2 separate regions of the Homo sapiens genome follow, and region 2 is linked to region 1. A link is a loop called in an ENCODE intact Hi-C map of the cell type or tissue named here. Cell type or tissue: PC-3. All regions are shown on one strand. Each heading gives the region's core, and the rest is flanking DNA. Links, peaks and the distances in the headings are about the cores only. Region 1 overlaps STS (steroid sulfatase). Region 2 has its middle 260 kb from the start of VCX.

Region 1 (8,340 bases), core at 313-8,312:
GGGAGGAGTTGAGCAGCACAGCTGTTGCAACAAAGACCTCAGCTCATTTCAGAGGGAGCTCTGGAGCCAGGAAGGTCCCTCAGAGGTTTCCCACCTTGAGGCAAGGAGATGCCATCCCCTTGGAAAAGGCAGTTCTCTTTGACCGAGGCCAGTTTCCAGAGACAGACTTTGCTAAGTGTGTCAGCCATCAAAACTATCAGCAGCAGCTGGGGGAGGAAGACTTGGGTCTTCCCTTGACATCTAAGTTGCTACCACAGCACCCACAAAGGACGTTCTCTGTGCAAATTCTCGGCACCATACTCTATGTCTTCCTCTTCAAAATACACTTTTTCACCCTGGATTACCATTTACCCTTGTAAATTCCTTCAATCAATCTCTAGAATATTCACAGTGGTTTTCAGTGCTTACTTCTACATGGAATGTTCTGGAAGCTTTCACGAGAAAGTAGGATAAATGACTCATCCTAGCTTGCCTGAGACTGTCCCAGTTTGAAAACTGGACCTCATCAGTCCTAGACACACTGGGATGTGGTTCACCCTATGGCAAATCAATCAGTCAAATTTCAACAACTAACCTTTCCACTTTGTATACTACAGTCAGTCTTCTTTAATAACTACACGGCCTGGGCTATGGCTAAGGAGAAATGCATTCTCTTCTTCTTCTCACTGTTGAACATAGGATGCCTTTAACTCTTTTTGACATTTTCACAGTCAAAATTAAACCCGTGCCATTAAACCTGAAGTCACAACAAAGTAACACAATACTAATGAACAGCAGAAGCTGGTAGGCTGAGACAAGACTGATGCCTCAAGTTGGTTCAGTCTGGGTTTTGATGCTCAATACAACAAAATGGGCATTACAAAAATCATTTGGTTTTCAGGGCTTTTTGTGTCTCAGAATTATGGACAACGGATGGCAAACCCCAATGGCATTCTTAGATCATTATCATTTTCAGACTTGTACAACTGGAATTTCATTTGGAGGGGGCATGCAAATGAGAAAAATGGCCAAGCAAATGGCAGTTGTGAGGATTATAGATAAACAGAGACTCAAGGGGATAAAGATGCATACTTATTATCTTTGAACACACAAATCAGAATGTAGGTTCCTCATAATAAAACAGGCTTAACCAATCTTCTTGCTCTGTGACTACAGTTTGGATTATATATTTTATCAGAAGAGACTTATTTTCATATAACTTGTGATAGTAACAGAGGAATCACCATAGTTACTAGGTGCGATTGTTTGAGTCAGCTGGGTACCATTCCCCTTCACCCCTAAAACCTATTTGCCTGTGCTTGTAGCCACACCCACTTTAATGAGCATTGGATGAGTGATCTAGCACAGCATTCCTAAACCTTGGCACTGTTGACACTTGGGAGAAGACCATGCTTTGTTGATTGAGGGCGGGCACTGGGCTGGATAGTTCTTTGTCTTGGGGGCTGCCTTGTGCATTGTAAGATATTTACCAGAATTCCTGCCCTCTGCCTACTGGATACCATTACTGTCCCCCAAATTGCAACAACCAAACCTGTTTCTACATATCACCTTCTGTTCCTGGTGGGGTAAAATTACTCCTGGGTGAGAACCCATCTCATACTAATTTGAAAAATGTCCTCGGAACGTGGGCCTTTAGATTTTCCATTGTGCTGTTTCATTCTGTAAGTATAGGCTCTTCGTGGCAGTACCACTGTGATAAGCATTGTGACTTAATCCCTTCAGATATGTTCTTTGTCTTCATTTCTCACTGGGGGGTTGGTAAGCACTGAGTATCAAGTGTGGGTCAAAGAGCTTCCATGCTGATACCTTAAAATCTATTTTCTGTAAATAAAAGGTGGGGACAAAAAAAGGAAAATAATGACCTTTCTTATCTCGCAAGGAGAGACGCCCAATTGTTCAAACCCACATCCATGCAATCTTAGTCTTGCCTGATGATGTCATGGTGAATGAGCAGAAGGGGAGACCCTGCCCAGTGGTTTTGTCATTCCTGCAGTGGGAGGTTAAGGATCAATGTTGACAGCACACTATTCCATTTCAACAAGAATCTAACATGAAAAGCCATGCTGGAAGATTGATTACAGTTTCAAATGCCATCTCTGGGGGGAAAAAATAACATTTCTGAGATTCTGATTGAACCTCAGAAATTGTTGCTAGAAGCCTAACTTTAATAAAGCAAAATCCACATTTATAAAAATCTATATGGAATGGTAATTTTTCTCTGATGTGATATTCTCTTGTGAATATTTTTTTTTACCAAGTGGGATTATGCTTCATATTTCAAAGCATAAACAATAGATTTATATATTAATAAATAGTTCAAGACATATACTAGATTTTTGGTCTAAATGTCAACAAGTTAAAAGAAAAGTCTTCAATAGGTTCAAAGCTATCTTCTTGGCTTTCTTTTGAGACCCATTTTCTATTCATTTCTAGGACTTTGTATCAGAGGTCAAAAAACTGTTTCTGTAAAGGGTTAGATAGTAAATAAATATTTCCAGCTTTGAGGGACAAATAGTATCTATCACAACTACTCAACTCTGATATTGTAGCACAAAAGCATTAAGGGAGTGGAGGCAGCTGTGTTCTGATACACTTTGTATTACAGACACCGAAATTTGAGTCTTACGTACTTTTCACATATCCCAAAATAATATCCTTTTTTCAACCATTTAAACATGTAAACATTCTATGAAAACAGGTGTCAGGACAGATTTTTCTTGTGGGCCATTGTTTGTGCAAACCCAGCCCTATTCAGAAAACATCTATTGAGTGTTTGCTGTGGTGAACAAATGAGATGTGGTCTCTGCCTTCTTGATCCTTAGAGCTGTGGAAAGGACAGCTGTCACATGAATAAATCAGGAAATAAATGAATCTATTATACAAGTAGTAATAATTGCTATCTGGGGGAAAAGAGGTGCTATAATAGTCAACAGTGGGGGAGCCTGCTTCATACAGGGTAATGAAGGAGGGCTTCCTTGTGGCAGTGGTGTAAGCCAAGAGGTGAGGATGGGTAGGAGTTAGGCAGAGAGTGGGAAGAAGAAAAGTGGGGAGAGAAATCCTCTAGACCAGCAGTCCCCAACCTTTTTGGCATGAGGGACCATTTTTGTGGAAGACAGTTTTTGCATGGACAGGGAGGGGGATGGTTTTGGGATGATTCAAGTGTGTCACATTTATTGTGTACTTTATTTCTATTATTATTACATTGTAATATATAATGAAGTAATTATACAACTCACCATAATGTGGAATCATTGGGAGCCCTGAGCTTGTTCTCCTGCAACTAGATGGTCCCATCTGGAGGTGATGGGAGACAGTGACAGATCATCAGGCATTAGATTCTCATGAGGAGTGTGCAACCTAGATCTCTCGCATTTGCAGTTCACAATAGGTTTTGTGCTCCTATCAGAATCTAATGCCATGGCTGATCTGACAGGAGGTGGCGCTCAGGCAGTAATGTGAGTGATGGAGAATGGCTGTAAATACAGATGAAGCTTGGCTCACCTGTTGTTTACTTCCTGCTGTGCAGTGTGATTCCTAAGAGGCCTAGGGGTTGGGAACCCCTGCTGCAGTAAAGAAAGAGCTTAAGAGGCTGGGCACAGTGGCTCACACCTATAATCCCAACACTTTGTCAGGCTGAGGCTCTGTTTAGCCCAGGAGTTTAAGACCAGCCTGGACAACATAGTGGGAACCTGTCTCTACCAAAATTACAAAAATTAGCCAGCTGTGGTGGTACACCTGTAGTCCCAGCTACTTGGGAGGCTGAGGTGGGAGGATTACTTGAGCCTGGGAGGTCAAGGCTGCAGTGAGCCATGATCATGCTGCTGTCTGGGCAATAAAGTGAGACCCTCTCTCAAAAAAAAAAATACTAATAATAAATAAATAAATAAAAGAGCACATGTCATTTAAGTATGTCAATATATGATTACCCAGCGTGTGATTATTCATCTTTTGAATGAATTCACAGGAAGAGCCCGATGCCCTTGGTTTGACTCTACTAAGAGCCCCTCAGTTGCTGAACCTGCACACAGTCATCTCAGTAAGTTAAGATCTTCCTGAGGACAATGGCGCAAGATCGTCTTCAGCTGTTCATAGCGTAAGTATGAGAGGTGCATATGTTTGTATCTTCGCCCTGAAACTCAAGTGTTTGACTCACCCAGACCATGTTGTCTAAGTCAAATAGTGGTATGCAGTGATCTTGATAATGGTATTGAGGACATTCTGTTATTGCAGGGATGACATACACATGGTGCTATTGCAGCTATCTTTCATTCAGAAAGAACTTTCCATCAAAAGGTCAAAGGGGAGCATCTGTGGGGCAAATATATTTTTATAGAGAAAGACTGTCCTGGGCCAATGGGGGCAGCGTGCATAATCTGATGAGCATAAGCAAGTGGCCTATTATGTGGCAAGTCTAGAGGAATATAGGTATGGGGGCTTACAAATGATTTAATGCATCCTCTGGACCCTTGAGGTGGCTCTACTCTAGTTGAATCAGCAAAGGTACAGAAACATGGCACAGTGGGAAGGCTCACAGTACACCTGTTCTCAGCTGATCAGCTGCAGCAATACCTGAGGGACAGAATGGGGTCCCTCCTCTCAGGAAGAGCTCCTCCGCCTGGTGGAGGTGAGGGCTGAGGTCATACCCAGGTCTCTCCCTGCAGGAAGAGCTCCTTTCCCTGGTGGAGTTGAAGGTTGAGGGTATATCCAGGTCCCTCCCTGCAGGAAGAGCTCTTCCCCCTGGTGGAGGTGGGGTCTGAGGGCATAACCAGGTCTCTCCCCGCAGGAAGTGCTTTTTCCCCTGGTGGAGTTGAAGGTTGAGGGCATACCCAGGTTCATCCCTGCAGGAGGAGCTCTTTCCCCTGATGGAGGTGAGGGCATACCCAGGTCCCTCCCTGCAGGAAGAGCTCCTCCCCCTGGTGGAAGTGAGGGCTGAGGGGCAGAGCATGGTCCCTGCCTGCAGGAAGAGCTCTTTTCGCTGATGGGAGGTGAGTGTGCATGGTGCAAGTCTTTAGGGTGGATGAGGGAAACATAGTTTTAAAAGCCCCTGCAGGGAAGAATCCCTGTTATTTTACACCTGTTCTTGGACATGTCTGGACCACTATGGCACTATGCTATCAGAACACCAGGGGGCACAATATTTGGCCATTCAGAGCATTTATGGTCCCCCATAGCAGCTGGCTCAAAGAAATGGGCAGGAAGATACTTTTGGAGGAGATATTTGGTTCAAATAAGTGTGAAGAGACTCCCAAAGTCAGAGACCCTGGGGCTGGGGATTCCATCCCACCCCATGCTGGCAGTGTGTTCCCAGGAGAACGTTTCACCTCTTCCTGCCTTAGTTTCCTCCTTTGTAAAAAGCGACTTAAAGATGCTGGGCCCGGTGGCTCAGGCCTGTAATCGCGGCACTTTGGGAGGCCGAGGCGGGCAGATCGCCTGAGGTCAGGAGTTTGGGACCAGCCTGGCCAACATGGTAAAACCCCATTTCTACTAAAAATACAAAGATTAGCCCGGCATTGTGCCATGCACCTGTAGTACCAGCTACTTGGGAGGCTGAGGCAGGATAATCGCTTGAACCCCGGGGGCAGAGGTTGCAGTGAGCTGAGATTGTGCCACTGCACTCCAGCCTGGGCTACAGAGCAAGACTCCATCTCAAAAAAAAAAAAAAATAGATGAACGGCAGTTTCATAGGGTGCTTATGAAACGTAAAAGATGACCTCTGTTTTGGGAAAAATGTGGTGAAGACCTGGATGATCCTGCCAGCCAGGGAGATGGGAGCTGAAAGCGGGCTTGCAGGGTGATTTAATGATTTTCAGAAGGCAGCTTCGGGGGTTACGGATGGTAGTAGTTATGTGTCAGGGTAGACTTTGCCCTTCAGAGAGAATTTGGTAAAGTTTGGAGACATTTTTGGTCGTCAGAACTTTGGAGTGGGGTGCATGTAGTGGGTGGAGGCCAGGCGTGCCGCTAACCATCCCACGGTGCACCCACAGTTCCTCACAAATCCGAAATGTCGTGCTGAGGGCGACAAACCCTGCTCACTGCAACAAGAGGCTTTAACTTAATCTTCTCTTTCTTCCTAGAATAGTCAATGGTCTTTTACTTTGAGGGATATGAGTCAGAATAAGAATTAAAGAGAACAAAAGGACAATGACCTTTTAGGATTTTTCTTTCTATTAAATTTAAACCCCATAACAGAGGATTCTCCGTCTGAAAGCAACATCCGTGGAGGCTTAAAGCCTCAGCTTATATTCATTCCTAACACTTAGCAGCTTAACAGATTCATTTTCCATTGTGATTTCTGTAATTTGTTCTTTAAAAGGATTGTGTGTTCCTTTTTCTGTTTCAGAAACAAACTTTTTGGGCATTTTCAAGAATAATTTATTTTCTAAAGTTATTGATAATACACGGGCTGGCATGAATTTCTGACCTCGCTTTCAAAGTCTTTAGCACCAGCTAAGTAGGGTTTTTTGTTGTTGTTGTTGTTGTTGTTTATTTAATTTCTTTGGAAACTGTACATTTTGCAGGGAAATGCTTTAAGTACCTTTTTTTTTTTTCGGTCATTTTAGTCTACGGGAGAGATTGACATTCCCTAGATCCAGCTAGAAGGGCTCTGAAAAAAATGACAGATGCAGTAGCTAATTAAAAATATGCAGCTGAAAGGGTTCATGATTAATTCATGATAAACGAATACAGCATTCATTATCCTTTCCTAATGTTCTCAGATAAAGTGGGAGTGTTGCAGTGGGGGTTAAAATATTTGTTCTAAATATCTAGTAACAGTGTCCATTCTATCTTACTAGCATAAAGCCATCCTCATAGAGGTATTTTAATGTGCTTCACAATTCAGAATTCAGGGTTCTTACATACAGAGTATTAAACTCTCTCCCTCCCATAAATGGATGAAGACTTTGGGGATTGTCAGGAGAACACTTATATTGTCTGTAGTTTTCCTGATTTGTTCTCCTCCAAGGAAAAGGTTTAGTAATAGGAAAATATTATTATTATTTTTTTTGAGACAGACTCTCACTCTGTCGTCCAGGCTGGAAGTGCAGTGGCACAATCTCAGCTCACTGCAACCTCCACCTCCCGGGTCCAAGTGATTCTTCTGCCTCAGCCTCCTGAGTAGCTGGGACTACAGGCAAGCGCCACCACGCCCGGCTAATTTTTGTATTTTTAGTGGAGATGGGGTTTCACCATATTGGCCAGGCTGGTCTCGAACTCCTGACCTCGTGTGGAGGCTGGGATTTTTAAGGACAGTTTGGCGGGCAAGAGGCTAGAGAATGGGAAAGGCTGATTGGCACCATCAGCAAAGAAATCACAGAGTTATCAAAACTGTCGTTGTGTGCCGAGTCAGTTCCTGCATGGGGGTCACTGGTCCAGTGACGTCACTTGTTCCACCAGAATGCAAAATCTGAAAAATATTTTACATACCAGTCTTAGGTTTTACAATAGTGATGTTATCTATAGGGGCAATCAGGGAAGTTGCACATCTTGTGACCACCAGCTACATGACTCCTGAGCAGTAAGCAGGTTACGAAGCAATGGCTAGTTATCATGCAACTATGTATAGGTCTTAGCAGAATGCAGGTCCCTCCCACAAGTCTAACCTTGGGGCCGTTCATTAGTTTTACAAAGGTGGTTTTGGTCCCCGAACAAGGAGGGGTAGTTTTGGGAAGGGACTGTTGTCATCCTTGCTTTAATGTTAAACTGTAAACTAAAATCCTCCCGTAGTTGACCTGGCCTACCCAGAAATGAACAAGGGAAGTTAGCTTGTGACATTAGAAGCAAGATGGAACCAGTTATGTTAGATTTCTCTCACTGTTACAATTTTTGCATAGGCGTTTTTCAAATTCCTATTGCTTTGTTACGTGATACAGTCACGCATCGCTGGATGACAGGGATACGTTCTGAGAAATGCTCTGATGGGTGATTTAGTCACCGCGTGAACATAATAGAGTATACTCACACAAACCTACTATACACGCAGACTGTATGGTATGGCCTATTGCTCCTACACTAAAAACCTGGACAGCAAGTGACCGTACTGAATACTGCAGGCGGTTGTAACACAATGGTAATTATTTGTGTATCTAAACATGTCTAAACATAGAAGGTACTGTAAAAAATATGGAATTATAATCTTATAGGACTACCATTGTATATATGATTCATCGTTACCCGAAACATCGTTATGTAGTACATGACTATATTTATAAAATAAGTGTGGAGGCCGCAATGTTTCTTTTCCATGTTGCTTCTTTATGTAGTATTCAGCACGTGGGAGATTTTTGTCAAGAAGTGCATTTAGAACTTGTCTTTGGTAATACCTGTACCACCCTCCAAACT
Region 2 (8,340 bases), core at 134-8,133, 400 kb after region 1:
GCTGCCCACAGGCATTCTGTGTTTATGGTCTGCTGCACTCCACAATAAAGCTATTATTCGTGAGCACTTCCCTGCTGGCTAACCACATTTTGGCTACTGCTTATGTTTATTTATGAGTCTCGCTTGGGAAAGGATTTGCAAAGTCTGATGGGGAGTCCTCACATGTATGTTTACACTTCTCCAGGCTTAGGTATCTCGAGAAGGGAAGTGGCCACAGTGTCACCAGTCTCCAGAATGAATTATGCAGCAGGACACATCATCGATAACCAGATAGAACACTCCCTCAATATTTAAAGGGCAATGGCAATGATGGAAAGAAGGAAACTGAGATGATTCCAGTTCTGTGGGATCACTGGATTCAAGCAACATTGAGAAATAATTTTTCTGCTCAATCCTTACCAAGCAAAAATAATCATCAGGGAGAAAAAGCAGCATTATCTCTCCCAGGGAGAGTATGACATAAGATGTTGCCACTATTGTCTCTGCAGCTCAGGTTTCTGCTTCCTGACCATTGATTTCCTGCACAGGTAAAGAACTGTATTAATTGGGGTTCTTCAAACAATAGGATATGCCAAAGAACTCTATCTATCTATCTATCTATCTATCTATCTATCTATCTATCTATCTGTCATATATAATCTACATATCTTAGTCCATTTGTGCTGCTATTACAGAATACCATATATAATTATAAACAATATATTTTTTTCTCACACTTCTGGAGGCTGGGAAGTCCAAGATCAAGGTGCTAGCAGGTTTGGTGTTATGTGAAGGCTGCTATTTGCTTCCAAAGTGGCTTCCTATTGCTGCACTCTCTGGAAGGGACAAACACTGTGTCTTCACATGGTGGAAGGGATGCAAGGGCAATAGTGTCAAATGCTGTGTGAAGTCTCTTTTATAAAGCCTTTAATCCCTCATAAGTGCTCATGACCTAATCACCTTCTAAATACCCCACCTCTTAATACTATTGCATTGGAATAGTGTTGTTTCAACATAAATTTTGAAGGAACACAAGCATTCAAATGATAGCTCACTCACTGTATCTATCTATCTATCTATCTATCTATCTATCTATCTATCATCTATCTATCTATCTAATCTATTGAAAAAGAGTGAGAAAGAGAAAAATTTACTTTAATGACTTGATTCATGTAATTGGGGGTCTGGCACGTCTGAATTCCATAGGATAAGATGACAGGCAGGAAACTCAGGCAAGAGTTTCACAGATTCCTACTTTGCTGTTTCTCAGTGCAGAGGTTTATTCTTTGGACTTTCAGGATAAACCAAAGCTAGGCACTTCTGTATGCCAGTCAGCAAGGAATCATTCTTTTGTGGTGTGCAGAGCGTATAATACCCATTGAGAATGGATTGTAAAAAATTCAAGAGGGTTCCTGTGCTAGTTATTAAGCATTTATCTCTCAGTTCCAAATCCACCATCTATATTCTCCACGGTGATGATGGGGCAAATGTCTTTCTCCTTTGTCAGTTGACTCTATATTTAGTGCTACCAATAGGGGGACCTAGAAGATATTGGCGGACAGGAAGAGGTGAGAAAGAACTTACTACATCTTGTAAGGTTGCTATTGCTGTCTCCTTCACTCCAGCAACGGCACTTAACCTGGCAACATCAGTTGGTTCCAGTGTCTGTGTGTCTCACCTGCACACTTAGTGACCTTTGCCTTGCCAGCTTGTTTTTTAGCCCCAAGATTCTTGCTCCACCACATGTTTGGGGTCCTGGACACTCCAGTAAGCTCTTCCTGGATCCACCTCTTAGAAAAGAGGTACTGGGTTAGATATGATAGCATTTATATTTTGTGCTATGACACTTACACATTCTGACATAAGCATGTGGAATTTCTTGTTATTTTATTTCCCAGGGTTAATTTTGTATATGTGTATGAAGACAAAAAATAGGATGTCTTTTTTTGTTTGTTTATTGGTAGCTACCAAGATACCCAAGATTGATTGACCAGTGTTTGTTGATGACACCAAATAATGTTATTTTACAAGGCCTCTTTAAAAATGTTAGCTTTCTGAAACTGAAATATTTATTTAAGCATCAGACAGATAACACACACTTCACCACCACCCCTCCCCCATTCATTTGTATCATCAATTAAAAAAGCTTAGAAAACATAAAACTTTAATGCTTATTTTAACTGAAGGCTTGTGGGCTAACATCCACAGTTTATAAATGGCACTTTGGTATTTTGAAGCTAAACATTACAAGAAGTCTACGCATGATGTTCAAAAGAAGGAATGATAAAGGTAGCTTTAGGAATGTAACATCAAATCCCAACATTTCTGTCTGGCTTGAAAATCTTTCCAAAAATTCGGCAGTTTTTTGAACTGTTCAATCATTATGTTTGATTAAAGTGGCCCAATTTAGTTTTAGGTAGATACACATGGCATTCTACACGTGGCTTAGAAGTTTTTGATTGAAAGGGGAAAAAAGGGCAAATCTCTTGATGTTCGATTTTTTTTTTCTTTTTTTGAGACAGGGTCTTGCTCTGTTACCCAGGCTGGAGTATAGTGGCATGATCACAGCTCACTGCAGCCTCGACTTCCCAAGCTCAAGGGATCCTCCCACCATAGCCTCCTGAGTAGCTGGGATCACAGGCATGTGCCACCACACTTTGCTAATTTTTAAAATTTTTATAGAGTCAGGGATCTTGCCATCTTGTCCAGGTTGGTCTCGAACTCTTGGCCTCAAGCAATCCTCCTGCCTCAGCCTCACAAAGTACTGAGATAGCAGGGATAAGCCACTGTGCTAGGTTGAAACTATTTTTAAATTTAAACAGTTTTAATTGTGGTAAAATACATGTAAAATTTTCCATCTTAACAGTTCAGTAGTGTTAAGTGTAGACATATTATTGTGCAACCAATCTCTACAACTTTTTTATGTTACAAAACTGAAATTCTTTACCCAAAGCAATAATTATCCAATCTCTTTTCCCAACCCCTGGACACTACCATTCTATTTTCTGTTTTTATGAATTTGATGACTCTAGATATCTTATGTAAATTGAATCATGATGTAGTTGTCTTTTTGTGACTGGTTCATTTCATTTAGCATAATGTCCTCAAGGTTCATCCATGTAGTAGCATGTGTCAGAATTTTCTTCCTTTTTAAGTATGAATAATATTTCTTTGTGTGTATACATTATATTTTCTTTATCCATTCATCTGTCAATGAATACTTGAGTTGTTTCCACTTCCTGACTATTGTGAACAATGCTGCTATGAACATGGGAACACTGATACTTTTTCAGGACTCTGATTTCAGTTCTTTTGAACACACGCTCAGATATGGAATTGCTGGATCATATGATAATTCAACTTTTAATTTTTGGAGGAACCTCCATTAAACAGTAGCAACTACACCATTCCCACCAACAGTGCAGAAGGGTTTTACATTCCCACCAACTGTGCAGAAGGGTTCCAATATTTCCACATCCTTCCCAACACTTATTTTCTGTTGTTTGTTTGTTTGGTTTAAACAGTAGCCATTCTTATGGGTATGAGATGATATCTCATTGTGGTCTTGATTTGGATTTCCCTAATGACTGGTGATGTTGAGTATCTTCCCCTAAGCTTGTTGGCCATTTTCATGTCATCTTTGGAGAAATGTCTATTCCAGGCCTTTGTGCGTTTTAAAATCAGAATATTTTGTTGTTGCTGTGGTTAAATTGCAAGAGTTTTTGTTTGTTTGTTTGTTTGTTTGTTTGTTTGTTTGGTATCCTGGAGAGTAACCCCTTATCAGATATCTGATTTGCAATTCTTTTCTCCTGTTCCATAGGTTGCTTTTTCACTGTGTTAATTATATTATTTGCTGCACAGATGTTTTTACGTTTGAAGTAGTTTAAATTACCTATTTTTCTTTTTGTTCCCTGTAAGAAACTATTTTTAAGAAATTAGGAAACATCTCAAGATGAAGTCATTAAGCCAAGCTGAATGAAGACAAGAAGTTGTTTCACAGATCTGGCTGCATAACATGCTCGAGTCTTCCTCCTAGTGGGTGAGTATGGAAACTACTGACAGTACAATGTTCTCCAACTAGATTCAGAAGATTCCCAATACATTCAGTTCTTCTGTTCTCTTATCTCAAGCAAACACTAAATTTTTGTGGTTGGTTCAACTCAGGAAAAGTTACATTGTCAAATTTGATTCAACACAGGTGTCAGAAACAAAACCCCAAAACTATATACTCTAAATTTGCATTTTGTTGTCTATAAGTTCAATTTAAAAGTCAAAGTAATGTTACCATGAGTAAAATTTTCACAGTGAGCAAGAAAACAAAATCAGCCACCCCTCAAACTAAATCAAAGTGGCAGAGATGATTTAGGTAATTATTTTTAAACTGAACATCTCTCTATCGTTGGATATAACCATGCCAGAGGGTCCATTTGGAAGTGGCCCAGATGAAACATGCCATAAGGCCAGAAACTGTAATTCAAAAGTTCTAAATGAAAACACTCAAGTTTCATTGAGGCAAGAGGCTTGAGTGCACAATAGCAATACAAGCAGCTGTTTTTGCCACTCAGCCTTAAGCCTGAGTTTGTTTCTTTCTTTTCTTTTCTTTCCTTTTTTTTTTTTTTTTTTTTTTTGAGATAGAATCTCACTGTGTCACCCAGGCGGGAGTGCAGTGGTGCTATCTCGGCTCACTGCAACCTCCCCCTCCCGGGTTCAAGCGATTCTCATGCCTCAGCCTCTCAAATAGCTGGGATTACAGGTGCCTACCACCACACCCGTCTGATTTTTGTATTTTTAGTAGAGACGGGGTTTCACCATGTTGGCCAGGCTGGTCTCAAACTCCTGACCCAGGTAATCCACCCACCTTGGCCTCCCAAAGTGCTGGGATTACGGGCATGAGCCACCACGCCCAGCCTGGGTTTGTTTCTAACATGTGTGGTGTCAATGTCTGGTGTCACCTCTAAAAAATGCTGTTTGCATGTAAGCTGCAGTTGGGTCTTTGAGACTTGCTTTTGAAAGGATGCTGGTTAGTGTGTTTTTCCTCCTCTTCTCTGGGTAACACAAATAAGGAGCTGTCACTCATAAAGTCCCAGACACCAATTAAATTTCCAGCAGTTGCCTATGACATCTCCCTTCACAGGGGGCCTCTGAATTACATGTTGTCATAGTAAGAGCCTATGATCTTGGCCATGCTGCCTCAGCTCCTGGCTCTCGTATTGCACTTAAAAGACCAATGCTTGCTTGTGTTTCATCTTTCCTTATGCAGTCTTGGAGCATGCATTATGAGTGGCTGATTTTCTTTTTTTTTTTTTTTTTAATTATTTATACTTTAAGTTTTAGGGTACATGTGCACAATGTGCAGGTTAGTTACATATGTATACATGTGCCATGCTGGTGCGCTGCACCCACTAACTCGTCATCTAGCATTAGGTATATCTCCCAATGCTATCCCTCCCCCCCCCGCCCCACCCCACAACAGTCCCCAGAGTGTGATGTTCCCCTTCCTGTGTCCATGTGTTCTCATTGTTCAATTCCCACCTATGAGTGAGAATATGCGGTGTTTGGTTTTTTGTTCTTGCGATAGTTTACTGAGAATGATGATTTCCAATTTCATCCATGTCCCTACAAAGGACATGAACTCATCATTTTTTATGGTTGCATAGTATTCAATGGTGTATATGTGCCACATTTTATTAATCCAGTCTATCATTGTTGGACATTTGGGTTGGTTCCAAGTCTTTGCTATTGTGAATAGTGCCGCAATAAACATACGTGTGCATGTGTCTTTATACCAGCATGATTTATAGTCCTTTGGGTATATACCCAGTAATGGGATGGCTGGGTCAAATGGTATTTCTAGTTCTGGATCCCTGAGGAATCGCCACACTGACTTCCACAATGGTTGAACTAGTTTACAGTCCCGCCAACAGTGTAAAAGTGTTCCTATTTCTCCACATCCTCTCCAGCACCTGTTGTTTCCTGACTTTGTAATGATTGCCATTCTAACTGGTGTGAGATGGTATCTCATTGTGGTTTTGATTTGCATTTCTCTAATGGCCAGTGATGGTGAGCATTTTTTCATGTGTTTTTTGGCTGCATAAATGTCTTCTTTTGAGAAGTGTCTGTTCATGTCCTTTGCCCACTTTTTGATGGGGTTGTTTGTTTTTTTCTTGTAAATTTGTTTGAGTTCATTGTAGATTCTGGATATTAGCCCTTTGTCAGATGAGTAGGTTGCGAAAATTTTCTCCCATTTTGTGGGTTGCCTGTTCACTCTGATGATAGTTTCTTTTGCTGTGCAGAAGCTCTTTAGTTTAATTAGATCCCATTTGTCAATTTTGGCTTTTGTTGCCATCGCTTTTGGTGTTTTAGACATGAAGTCCTTGCCCATGCCTATGTCCTGAATGGTAATGCCTAGGTTTTCTTCTAGGGTTTTTATGGTTTTAGGTTTACCATTTAAGTCTTTAAACCATCTTGAATTGATTTTTGTATAAGGTGAAAGGAAGGGATCCAGTTTCAGCTTTCTACATACGGCTAGCCAGTTTTCCCAGCACCATTTATTAAATAGGGAATCCTTTCCCCATTGCTTGTTTTTCTCAGGTTTGTCAAAGATCAGATAGTTGTAGATATACGGTGTTATTTCTGAGGGCTCTGTTCTGTTCCATTGATCTATATCTCTGTTTTGGTACCAGTACCATGCTGTTTTGGTTACTGTAGCCTTGTAGTATAGTTTGAAGTCAGGTAGTGTGATGCCTCCAGCTTTGTTCTTTTTGCTTAGGATTGACTTGGCGATGCGGGCTCTTTTTTGGTTCCATATGAACTTTAAAGTAGTTTTTTCCAGTTCTGTGAAGAAAGTCATTGGTAGCTTGATGGGGATGGCATTGAATCTATCAATTACCTTGGGCAGTATGGCCATTTTCACGATATTGATTCTTCCTACCCATGAGCATGGAATGTTCTTCCATTTGTTTGTATCCTCTTTTATTTCCTTGAGCAGTGGTTTGTAGTTCTCCTTGAAGAGGTCCTTCACATCCCTTGTAAGGTGGATTCCTAGGTATTTTATTCTCTTTGAAGCAATTGTGAATGGGAGTTCACTCATGATTTGGCTCTCTGTTTGTCTGTTATTGGTGTATAAGAATGCTTGTGATTTTTGTACATTGATTTTGTATCCTGAGACTTTGCTGAAGTTGCTTATCAGCTTAAGGAGATTTTGGGCTGAGACAATGGGGTTTTCTAGATATACAATCATGTCGTCTGCAAACAGGGACAATTTGACTTCCTCTTTTCCTAATTGAATACCCTTTATTTCCTTCTCCTGCCTAATTGCCCTGGCCAGAACTTCCAACACTATGTTGAATAGGAGTGGTGAGAGAGGGCATCCCTGTCTTGTGCTGGTTTTCAAAGGGAATGATTCCAGTTTTTGCCCATTCAGTATGATATTGGCTGTGGGTTTGTCATAGATAGCTCTTATTATTTTGAGATACGTCCCATCAATACCTAATTTATTGAGAGTTCTTAGCATGAAGGGTTGTTGAATTTTGTCAAAGGCCTTTTCTGCATCTACTGAGATAATCATGTGGTTTTTGTCTTTGGTTCTGTTTATATGCTGGATTACATTTATTGATTTGCGTATATTGAACCAGCCTTGCATCCCAGGGATGAAGCCCACTTGATCATGGTGGATAAGCTTTTTGATGTGCTGCTGGATTTGGTTTGCCAGTATTTTATTGAGGATTTTTGCATCAATGTTCATCAAGGATATTGGTCTAAAATTCTCTTTTTTGGTTGTGTCTCTGCCCGGCTTTGGTATCAGGATGATGCTGGCCTCATAAAATGAGTTAGGGAGGATTCCCTCTTTTTCTATTGATTGGAATAGTTTCAGAAGGAATGGTACCAGTTCCTCCTTGTACCTCTGGTAGAATTCAGCTGTGAATCCATCTGGTCCTGGACTCTTTTTGGTTGGTAAGCTATTGATTATTGCCACAATTTCAGCTCCTGTTATTGGTCTATTCAGAGATTCAACTTCTTCCTGGTTTAGTCTTGGGAGAGTGTATGTGTCGAGGAATTTATCCATTTCTTCTAGATTTTCTAGTTTATTTGCGTAGAGGTGTTTGTAGTAATCTCTGATGGTAGTTTGTATTTCTGTGGGATCGGTGGTGATATCCCCTTTGTCATTTTTTATTGAGTCTATTTGATTCTTCTCTCTTTTTTTCTTTATTAGTCTTGCTAGCGGTCTATCAATTTTGTTGATCCTTTCAAAAAACCAGCTCCTGGATTCATTAATTTTTTGAAGGGTTTTTTGTGTCTCTATTTCCTTCAGTTCTGCTCTGTTTTTAGTTATTTCTTGCCTTCTGCTAGCTTTTGAATGAG

What was found. Peaks named below come from ENCODE experiments on the same cell type or tissue, not always from the same donor. Only the 100,000 strongest peaks of a DNase experiment are listed, where the experiment ranks them.
Region 2: a loop joins it to region 1, with 5 times the contacts of the local background. A loop is called at or near these places in 5 of 110 quality-filtered maps.

The regions. Positions count from the first base shown.
Region 1 is chrX:7,186,916-7,195,255 of GRCh38, forward strand. It overlaps STS (steroid sulfatase), which reads left to right. Exons shown (of 11, transcript NM_001320752.2): 2 at 3,965-4,093. Among named protein-coding and RNA genes, the nearest start is that of PUDP, 43 kb to the left of the region's middle. In PC-3, for the core only: a CTCF peak has its summit at 5,094 (motif pointing right); no DNase peak of the experiment used is centred there.
Region 2 is chrX:7,582,310-7,590,649 of GRCh38, forward strand. No RefSeq gene overlaps it. Among named protein-coding and RNA genes, the nearest start is that of VCX, 260 kb to the right of the region's middle. In PC-3, for the core only: a CTCF peak has its summit at 4,006; no DNase peak of the experiment used is centred there.